Regions from separate parts of the Mus musculus genome. Here region 2 is linked to region 1. The links are chromatin loops, found by intact Hi-C in ENCODE. Cell type or tissue: left cerebral cortex. All regions are shown on one strand. Links, peaks and the distances in the headings refer to the core of each region. The heading gives the core; the rest is flanking DNA. Region 1 holds the start of Stt3b (STT3, subunit of the oligosaccharyltransferase complex, homolog B (S. cerevisiae)). Region 2 has its middle 96 kb from the start of Gm39448.

Region 1 (5,372 bases), core at 373-5,372:
AAAGCTGTAAATCTGGAGCATGCGCTCTCCGACCATTTCTAAGGTCTGAGAGTAAACTTGAGGACTCTCGGATCATCTACAGATGTGCTCTTACTGATCGCCTCTCAAAACAAATATTACAGTCCCTGGAGTCTTCTTAAAGCACACACCGGATCACGTGACTCATCTTAAACACACTCTACATCCAACTTCAAATCCTCCCAACACTCTCAAGTTAAAGCAATGTACAGTGTCCCTCTCAGCATGACCTCTCCCAGTCCGCGCTACGATCCGATCTGCGTGGTGGCTGTACCAGTCTTTTCTTGAGTCCCTTGCGTTCCTCTTTCTAGCACTGCAGGGTCTTTCCTTCTCTTTCTTTTCTTCCTCTGAGCCATCCTTTCTGCGGTTCTGCTTCCTCGGGTAACGCTCCCATCCGGTTGTCCATCAGTCTTCCCTGGACTGCTCCTCCAGTGTTTGCCACAGTTTACACAGCAGGCGTACCTGGAGCTGACTGACGTGGGTGGGAGGACAGGACCACTGCTCTCCAGTTCCCCGCTAGAGTACGTCCTCATGCTTTCCCACGGGCTCCTTCTTTGTCCTTGTCCACATCATGACCCTGAGTTTCCTTATGTTTCTGAACCGTGTTCCGCAGTGTTCTCAGATAAACTCACTTTATATTAAGGAGCCACGCAAGTATGAAGACTTCAGTTTGAATTCCCAGAACCATAAAAGGCTGGCTATGACCGCAGGTGCCTATAATCCCAACGCCCTGAGGCAGTGGTTCTCAACCTTCCTAATGCTGTGACCCTTTAATACAACTCCTTGTGTTGTGGTGACCCCCGATTATAAAAATTATTTCTGTTGCTACATCATAAGTGCCATTTTGCTACTGTCATGAGTCACCATGGAAATACTTTTGGAGATAGAAGTTTGACACAAGGATCAAGACCCACAGGTTGAGACAGGAGGCTAACCTGGTGTGTCAAAAGGACCAACATCTGAGCATGTAATTTGACCTCCACATGCTATGCCTTAGTACATGTATGCCCACTCTCACACACAAAGATGAAGGGATGGTCCCACACAGGTGACTTGTGTTTTATAATTTATTGTTAATTGTTTCTACTCCCCTTCACATGGGGCCTCCCGCGATTAAACAGCCAAGAGGAAGAAGACAGAGAAACTCATCAGGGAACATCTGCAACACCAGAGACACCCAAAATGTCTAAAATGAGAGTCGTCAGATAAATTCTGTTATTTTAGATTAATAGAACATTGGCTCATGAAACATGGGCAAAAATAAACGCTGCCATTTTAATGTGCACTTTTCTGAGAAAGGCCATGTCACCTCTTTGTTCTAAGGGATTGGTTAATATTCCACTATGAATCTCATTAAAATTTACATGTTTAATAAATGTTGGATATTAAAATGGTGGTGAGGAGGTCTATTTATGGAAGCTGTTCATTTTCCCTGATGAGAGTCTATTTATTTTTATAAGGAAACCGGCAAAGTTAATCACCAGGTTGGGAGTGGCTGAGCCTATTAGTTAGGTACATTTGTTCATTTACCTAACCTTTGACAATGAGCAACGGAACATAATTTTATTTTGCAAATTTACAGGACTTAATCTTTACACACATTTTAAAGATTCTGGTGTTCCCTAACAAGATGGACAGTTGTGAATGTACACGAGAAACCAGTGAAATATTAGCCGGCCCTTGTTTCTACATTAACCTCTGTACCTGCCAAGAGGGCTTCTAACACTGCAATGACCCTCCGGATCTTTAGTTCTGACTTTTGTCCTTTTGGGGATGGGCGGAGCTAGTTGTGGAGGAAGGAGAAGGTACAAGCAAACTGCCCCAGACAAGGAAAAGTTCCTACGTTTCAGTTGGCTAGAGTGAAAATTGGGCAATAGCTAATACAGTCCAGGAAAAGTTAATTTGGTGACGGAACGTAGGCAGGTGTAAATAATGAATTCTTGCAGTCAAAAGATTGAGCTGCAAAAAAAAAAAAAAAAAAAAAAAGTCCTGGAGAACACAGCAAAAAGAATGTGACATTTATGTGTGTGTCCGCCTGGCTACATCTTACTGCAGCTCGGACGACATCTGCCCACTCCAAGTTTTCAGAGCAGCAGGGCGGGGACAGAGAATGTAGCGACCCAGCCACTCACTCTGGCACGTTCAGCACAGCGGCTGGACCCACGCGCCTAGGGCCCCGCACCGCGCCTGCGCGCCCCGTCACGTGGCGGGCGCCCCGCGCTGAGCGGGTTAAAAGTCACGGCCGCCGAGCACCCGGCCAAGCCGTGCTCTCTGTTCCTTCGGTCGACTGGGACGTGGGACCTTCTGCTGCTCGAGTCGGAATCCGCGCGGGGAAGCGAGCCGAACCTCCTGGTGCCCTTCCCCAGGGCCCCGAACGGGCTCGCGCGCGAAACCGCGTCTTTCAACTGACAATGAAATCGTAGCCACGGCCGGCGGCGAATAGGCGGGAGGCCGCGAGGCGGAGGGGGTGGAGGGCCATTCAGCCGAAGCCCCGCCCAAGGCCCCGCTCGCGCTCCTATTGGCGCACGCCGCCATTCCGGCCCCGCCCCTTAACGGACCTGTCGCTCTGTGACAGGCGGAGGGGCCAGTTCCTGTTGGGCGAGGGGGCGGAGTCAAAGGTTGCCTGAGCTCCGCCCGGACTCCAGGGGGCTCCTCCCCTTTTGTGCTCCTCGCGGCTGGGCGGGCGGGGGAATGTCATTGCCGCTCCGAGCCGCCGCTCCTCTGGCGCCCTCGTCCCGTCGGCTCTCGCCGCCACCGCCGCCTCCTCAGCCGCACGGGGGACACGGATGGCTAGTGGGGCGCAGGGGCCTTTTGGGTTGAGACCGCGACGGTCGCGGCCACTGTTGAGGCGGAGACTTCGGATCGCTGCCGCCTCCACCACCCCCAGTGTCCCGGCCTCGCGGTGCTGAGGGCGGGAGCGCGCCCAGCTCTTCCTCCGCCTCCGCCTCCTCCTCCTCCTCGTTGTCGTCGCCGTCGCCCTCCTCCTCCTCCTCTGGGTCTCCGCCCAGCACCCCTCGCTCCAGGCGGCGGCGGTGGCCGCGGAGGACGAGCGAGACCCGCCGCCGGGGCACAACATGGCGGAGCCCTCGGCCCCGGAGAGCAAGCACAAGTCGTCCCTCAACTCGTCCCCGTGGAGCGGCCTCATGGCTCTGGGGAACAGCCGCCACGGGCACCATGGGCCCGGAACCCAGAGCGCGTCCAGGGCGGCGGCGCCGAAGCCGGGGCCCCCCGCGGGGCTGTCCGGGGGCTTGTCGCAGCCGGCCGGGTGGCAGTCGTTGCTCTCCTTCACCATCCTCTTCCTGGCCTGGCTGGCCGGCTTCAGCTCGCGCCTCTTCGCCGTCATCCGCTTCGAGAGCATCATCCACGAGTTCGACCCGTGGTGAGTGTGCCCGCCCTTCCCCCGCAGGCAGCCCGCGGTCCCCGTTTGTCTGGAGCCCCTCGGATCCCACCCGGTCTCCCGCGGGCCGGGCCGGGCGCGCCCCCTGCCCGCTTGGCGAAGTTTGCCTGGGAGCGGAGCCTGGGTCCTCGGCCGCCGGGGTGGGCCGGCTCCGCGCGGCGCCTCTTCGCCGCCGCGCCCCGGCTTGCTCCGGGGGCCCCCTTCCCCACGCCCTCTCCGCCGCAGCTTTGCGCCTTGTTGCATTTTATTTCATTTCTCTCCTTCCTGCCATCGGAGCAGCCCCGGGATTGCCTTCTGGCTGCTGGTGGTGACTGGAACCCCTTGTCCGCTCAGCCTCGCAGTTTCATGCTTTCTTTCCGGGAGAGTGGAGTGTTAGAATGTAGGGGGGGAAAATATTATCCCGAAAGCGAGCGCAGTGGTAGCGCCTCGTGTTTTTCCAGCACCAGGTATTTTCCGGAGTGTCTCTTTCCCCCCTAAGGCCCTTAAGTGCTCTCAGCTCGCCACACTATTTGCACAGTTGTATTGCGTTGCTTTTTAGAGCGAGATCGTTTTTCTGTTAGCTGAACTCTCACCCTCGTTGTTGCTACAATATCCGACTGGGTTGCATGAGTTCTTTTATTGGTGTCTGCTGGAAGGTCTGTGGAGAAGAGAGCAAGCCGTACCACAGTGCTGAGAGTCTAGATTGTGGTGCCGAAGTTGCACGCTCTGCATGGCACTCACTGGTTTTAGGGACTTAACTTCGAACACTGAGTTACCTACACGGGAAGATTGCTTTTCACTTTCTTCCTCCTGGCCCAACCTGAGTTAAGTTTTTTGTTTTTTGTTTTTTGTTTTTTGTTTTTTTTTTCCCCCAGAGAGAGATTGAGAGCGAGCGCCAGCGCGCCTCTTTAAACTAGTTTATTCTTCAGGCTGCCCTATCAACCTTGAACTAATCTTACTTGTAATTAGACATAATTAAACGGTAGGGTATTTGTCTTACCATTTGAAATGCACAGAGAATCTTCTTAAGAGTTAGTACATATATAGGTTATAAATGAGTTTTTTGGGGGGGGCTTATGTGTTAAGTATCAGATTTAAGTTGTACTTTAAGAAAAATATTTATGCTGCAATATCTATTGAACACCAGAGGGGCCTACTCAAGGAAAACCTGTTTAGAGAAGCAGTGAGCTACAGTGATGGCCTGCTGTGAGGTGTTTTCGTCCTATTTTAAGAGGTTTCCATTTTTTTCTAACATTAGATTTGCTTTATAAATGACCATTATGTTATTTGGAACCAGAGGAGAAAATCATGTTGGTGGAGATTACATACGAACCTACGAATATTTGTGAAGTCTTAACTAACTAGATAGAGTATTCTTTGAAACAATCAATTAGATTAAAACTGAGATTGACTAGAAATGAAAGCCGCAGAATTTACTGAACAACATGAAAAGAGAAAGTTGTGTCTTTTCAGATGAAGATAGCACGGGGTGGAACAAAAACTGGAAATATTTCCAGGGTAATTGTACAGATACTTCCATGAAGTAACATTTTTTACAAATGGAAGGCTGGGAACTGTTAGGAGTGCACTCAGAAGCTGAAATTAATAATTACAGATAAATGCACAAATAAATGACAAGGCGATTTTAAAGTTTCTTTTTGTCATTTTCCCCTAGTAAAGCTGCACTTGAGGCGGCTTAGATTAGATGGCTTTAGGAATTGAAGAGCATAACTTTTTTTATTCATGAAAATCTATTTTGTTTCTATTCTGCTGTGTATGGAAACAGTTCTTTGACTTGAGTCTGCTCCACTTACATTTTAATTCACATTGCTGATCTGCAAGTGTCCACAGCTAAGGCCTACCTACTTAACTAAGCTCTCCCATCTACCAGCGGTAGTGTTAAATGTTTGTTTATTTTTGATGAAATGTTATGCTTGGAATGTTAGAGCATTCTAATTAGCAGATAGGTGTAGTAAAG
Region 2 (5,372 bases), core at 127-5,126, 250 kb before region 1:
GCCAGAGAGCAAGAGAGCAAGAGCTCTATTGCTTACATCTTTAGGAGCCAGAGTGCAAGAGCGCAAGAGTGCAAGAGTGCAAGAGCAAGAGCTCTATTGCTTACATCTTTAGGAGCCAGAGCGCAAGAGAGCAAGAGCGAGGGCAAGAGCGCAAGAGCTTTATTGCTTACATCTTCAGGAGCAAGAAGCAAGAGCCAGAGCAAGAGCTCTATTGCTTACATCTTTAGGAGCCAGAGCGCAAGAGCGCTAGAGTGCAAGAGAGAGAATGGCGAAACCCCGTCCCTTTTAAGGAGAATTATTCTCCGCCTAGGACGTATTACTCCTTGATTGGCTGCAACCTATTGGCCGAGTTGTCGTCACGGGGAAGGCAGAGCACATGGGGTGGAAAACTACCCTTGGCACATGCGCAGATTATTTGTTTACCACTTAGAACACAGGATGTCAGCGCCATCTTGCAACGGCGAATGTGAGGGCGGCTCCCCACAGGAGTTGAGGGGGTAGAGACAGAGAAAAGCAGAGAGAGACAGACAGACAGACACAGAGAGAGAGAGACAGAGACAGAGACAGAGACAGAGACAGAGACAGAGACAGAGAAGCCAAGCCAGCCATAAACACGTGGAGAGAGAGGTGGTAGGGGAATGGGGAGAGAAGGGACAGAGAGGGAAAAGGGTAAGAGAGGAAGAGCAAGAGAGCAAGGTAGAAATGCCAACAGAAAGGAAGAAAGGAAGAAGGAAGGGAGGGGGAGGGAGGGAGGGAGGGAGGGAGGCTGAAAACCCAGTTCAACAAAAGCTCTCTCAGTTGGTCAATGTCTTAGATTCCTTTCCTGTTACAATGAGAAAATACCCTAACAAAAGCAACTTAAGGGAGAAAGAGCTGGCTTCTTTTAACTGTGTACTTCCACACTGCAGTCTGTCATAGCAAGGAAGCCACAGAGGCAGGAGCTGGAGCCATCTGTTAGATTATTTCTGTGTTCAGAAGAAAAGAGCAATGCAGGCAAGTCAGCTCTTTATCCACCTACACAGCTCTGGGGCCCCCCACCACCAGGAAGGGTTCCACCCACAATTAAAATGAGTCTTCCCGTACCAATTAGCATACTCAAAACAACCCCTCATAGACAGTTCCCAGGGGCCAAGCTTATAGGCACTCTCTCACAGGTATGCTCAAAGGCTCCCTCCCAGTCATTGAACTGAGAATTGATACCAATGGTTACAATCCCAGATAGGCCTTCCCTCCCTTAAGCTGTCTCCAGTCACCCTTTAAGTCCTAAAGTGTGCTGGTACGCATTGGGCTGGTACAGGGATGGGGAGAAGGGAGAAGCAGACCAAACTGTAAAGACAGGCAGAGACTCTAAAGATGGAAGGAGCTTGAGACAGTGATGTGATATGGAGCTGATGAAATAGGCAGGCTCCCAGATCCTGCAGTGTCTGCAGCCCCTGAAAGGAGCTGAGTTACTACTCTAAGCACAAGAAGCTGTTGCACTACTCACATTTAGCAATAATCCTATCTCTGAGCAACGCCTCGATTCTTGGCTTTCAAGCGAGGCATTGAGGACCCTCCACTAAGTGAAGAGAGATGCCGGCTCTGGCTCATCCACCTATCCCAGGAGCTCAAAACACTTTCAGAATGCCTTAAGAACATTTTATAAATGAAATGCCTCCCCCAGATGTCTTGATTACCAAGACTTTCTTATCTTTTTTCAGTAATGCATTATCAACTAGGATACCGAGACTAAATTTGTCTTCGATTGCAGCCACCGGTAGCTTAATTACCTTGCAGTCTCCAATGCCTAAGAGTATGGCAAGTACCCCTGCAGGTACATAATGCAATGGTGTATGTCAGGATCTATGACCCTGAGGCATGTGAGTCTGTCGTTATATATGTATCGTTATTTATTTATGAATGTGTGTCTTTAATCCATTCCAAAAGTGGTTTCAGGAGACTTATAAGAATAGAGAGAATGGGATGGAATATAATGACGGAAAGTGAACACAGTCTGAAAGGAGGAGGGAATGAAAAGCGACTGGGGGGTGAGGTGGGGGTGGGGGTGTTACCTGTATCACTGGGGATTAGGTGCTGACAATACACATTCTCACAGTTTTCCACGCTGAGCTTCTTGGGCACCAGCATTGTTGAGATTTGAGGAGGCTAATTAATTAGATTCGTCCTCTGAAGATTCAGAGCCAATGAAGGGACAGCAAAAAAGATCATCCCAACACTGGTCCTCTCTGGGTTTCAGAAGAGTCAGCTAGGAACACTGGGCATGGATCTGAGACCAGAATAATCTCCTACAGGAAGTGTACGGATTTATTTCTGAGAGGAGGGGGGACAGCTGCTGCTGGGCCTCCCGCAAGGATCAGGCCTGCCAGGCGGTCCAGTCGGCACCTGAAGAAGACAGGGGGAGCATAAGAGTGCCCTTCTCAAAGTCACGGAGCCCCAAAAGCCACATCAGCCTCCATGCCCACTGTAAAAGGTCACCAATTAGTAAGTTACACTCCACCCTGCCCTGGAATTTGCTTATGAAATGTAGCTAGGCCTGCAGAGAGAGCCCAGCTGGCAAACATCTACCAAACAGGGAGATCTGACTTCAATTACCAGAACTCAAATAAAAACTGCCAGGCAAGATTGGGATATAATTGCAATCCCATTTCCAGCACTGAGGCAGATTCCTGGAGCTCCAGGGCCAGGCAGCCTAACCTACTTAGCAAGCTCCACCCAGTGAGAGGCTGTGCAAAAAAAATAAATAAAATAAAATAAACAAACACAGTAATAATAAGGGGAGTCATACCCCAGGTAGTCTCTGAGTCAGCAGATCTTTCCGTACTGTTCAAATGCACAGCTCCTTGCTGGAGCGGTTCAAACGAGCACCTGCCTGCACAGCCCAGTCATATCCACATCCACATCACCCACAGGTGTTCCTATAAGACAGATTCTAACCCCCAGGCCTAGGGTAGGGAGTGAGATTCTGGACTTCAGCAAACTTGCAGATGCATAAGAAAAGTCGGAAGTCCTGGAGCCAGCCAGAGCGGGAGCTTGTGTCTCCGGAAGAGATTCCACACAGTTCTGAGAACCTGTCAGACCATCTTGCAGAAGAGGCTGGACTCCAAGCAGTGATGGGCAGGATCACACCTTGACCAAAGCTGCTGAGTTATGTAGACCTTGAACCTTCTATTCAAACCTGAGCCTCATGCCAGAACCCTGAAGATGGACTTGGAGAGGGTTGCTGTGCCTCTTCCTAATGTGACTAGACTGGACGAGTTTCCTTTGTCGCTTTTCATTGTCGCTTTTCATTATTGCTGTATAAATGTCTACTGAGGTTGGGTGGCTGAGCCTGGCTTGTTAGGGCCCAAGCTCTGATCCTAAAAGCTGTAGGGATAACTTCAGCCATCCTTCCTAGGTGTCAGCAAACATCCCCGCATAACTTTTGATATCTCCACCTTCACTCAAGACTGAAATGACAGAAGCGTTTGTCCCACTGCTCATGATACTTAATGAATTAATAAAGAAATAGGACATTACAATCGCACAAATGAACAAGGAAGAGTCGTCTGAAACATTTTTATAGCTGTTTCTCATTATCGGTGTGTCTCGTTGAAATTGGTTTGAGAGTTGTATCTCATTAGAATTGTCTAATCGTATGAATTTTACTCTTGATGCACTTAAAAGTTCTATCCTGTGGAAGAGGTCCCAGGCATCCTCAGAGTTTTAAGACAAAATGAATGTCACATGGGGGAGGTTAAGGGTCCAGATAAGGAGATGATGGGGAAATGGCTAAGTCAGCAAACATGTAGCATACACTTGCACAGGCAAGTCTATTCAGGAATCTTTAAATGACGATATAGAACCATTTAAATATAGATTAACATACTTATGTGAATAAACTGAAATATAATGTAAACAAATACATTAATAAGCGATATATAGTTCTTTATGCATATTAAGAGCTAGATTCAAGAACTCAGCTGTCTAAACGGCTCAACACCCCATGGGAGACAGACAGAGACACTACAACAACCCTGTTCTCGGGGAAGCCACGGCTTCCTGGGGACGAGATGACAAGCTCAGAAACCACAAGAAACTAAGTCTGAGAACACAAGGGTACAGAGAGAATGGGGTGCAAGCAACCACAGGCCTGGGGAGGGGGGCAACCACAGGCCCAGGGGCGGTGGGAGCAAAGCTGCTCACAGACACCTCCCTGCCAACCTGCATCTGCATCCTACCTCACCTGGCTGTGGTTCCTCATCTCTGGTCACCCGGAAATCCCATGCTCAGGCTCCATATTTCTGTTTTGTTAAAAGTCACTCCCATAGAGTCTCCACCCACCTGAGTGCTAGCGTTCCACACAACTTCCGTCAGATTAATGCCTGATGACAGCACTTGCCAGAAGAAAAGCCAATCCGTACTCAAGGAAAACTCAGGGGATTACATTTTAGCACCAGGGTACAGTCCAGTCTTCCTGGAAAGGGAGACTGCCAGACAGCAGAGCAGGCACACAGTGGAAGGGGTAGCCTGACCCAGACATAAAGCCATGGCATCCTCTTGGCTTGAGTGTCTAATAACAGCTCTTCAGTTATTCTTAAATTGTGTGTGTGTGTGTGTGTGTGTGTGTGTGTGTGTGTGTGTGTGTGTGTGTGTATTGGTTGGTTGTGTGTGTAGATGTGTAGGTGTCTATGCAGAGACAAGAGGACAACCTTGGTGTCATTTCTCAGGCACCATCTATTTTGGGATTTTCTTTTGAGGCAGAGTCTCTCACAGGCTTGGAACTTGCCAAGTAAGCTAGGCTGTCTGGCCAATGCCCTGGGGAATCCACAGGCTGTCTCTGCCTCCCCAACACTGAGATCATCCCCATACAGCAGCACACCAGGTCTCTGGTCTGGTCTGGTCTGGTCTGGTCTCCTGTTCTGTTCTGTTCTGTTCTGTTCTGTTCTCTGTTTTGTGTTCTGTTCTGTTCTGCTCAGTGTTCTGTGTTCTGTGTTCCGTTCTGTTCTGTTTTGTGTTCTGTTCTCTGTTCTCTGTTCTGTTCTGTTCTGTTCTGTTCTGTGTTCTGTTCTGTGTTCTGTTCTGTGTTCTGTGTTCTGTGTTCTGTGTTCTGTGTTCTGTGTTCTGTGTTCTGTGTTCTGTATTCTGTTCTGTTCTGTTCTGTATTCTGTTCTGTTCTGTTCTGTATTCTGTTCTGTTCTGTTCTGTTCTGTATTCTGTTCTGTTCTGTTCTGTGTTCTGTTCTGTTCTGTTCTGTGTTCTGTTCTGTTCTGTTCTCTGTTCTGTGTTCTGTTCTGTTCTGTTCTGTTCTGTGTTCTGTTCTGTTCTGTTCTGTGTTCTGTTCTGTGTTCTGTTCTGTGTTCTGTTCTGTGTTCTGTTCTGTTCTCTGTTCTCTG

The links. Peaks named below come from ENCODE experiments on the same cell type or tissue, not always from the same donor. Only the 100,000 strongest peaks of a DNase experiment are listed, where the experiment ranks them.
Region 2: it touches region 1 in a loop (2.0-fold over the local background); 2 of 42 quality-filtered maps call a loop at or near these places.

The regions. Positions count from the first base shown.
Region 1 is chr9:115,307,777-115,313,148 of GRCm38, reverse strand. Stt3b (STT3, subunit of the oligosaccharyltransferase complex, homolog B (S. cerevisiae)) reads left to right here and starts at 2,681. Exons shown (of 16, transcript NM_024222.3): 1 at 2,681-3,397. The coding sequence starts at 3,093. In left cerebral cortex, for the core only: CTCF peaks have their summits at 2,730, 4,365 and 4,565; DNase peaks (open chromatin) are centred at 3,332, 3,902, 3,991, 5,254 and 2 more places; H3K4me3 peaks cover 3,629 bases; H3K27ac peaks cover 2,486 bases.
Region 2 is chr9:115,560,156-115,565,527 of GRCm38, reverse strand. No RefSeq gene overlaps it. Among named protein-coding and RNA genes, the nearest start is that of Gm39448, 96 kb to the left of the region's middle. In left cerebral cortex, for the core only: no CTCF peak of the experiment used is centred there; DNase peaks (open chromatin) are centred at 986 and 2,384.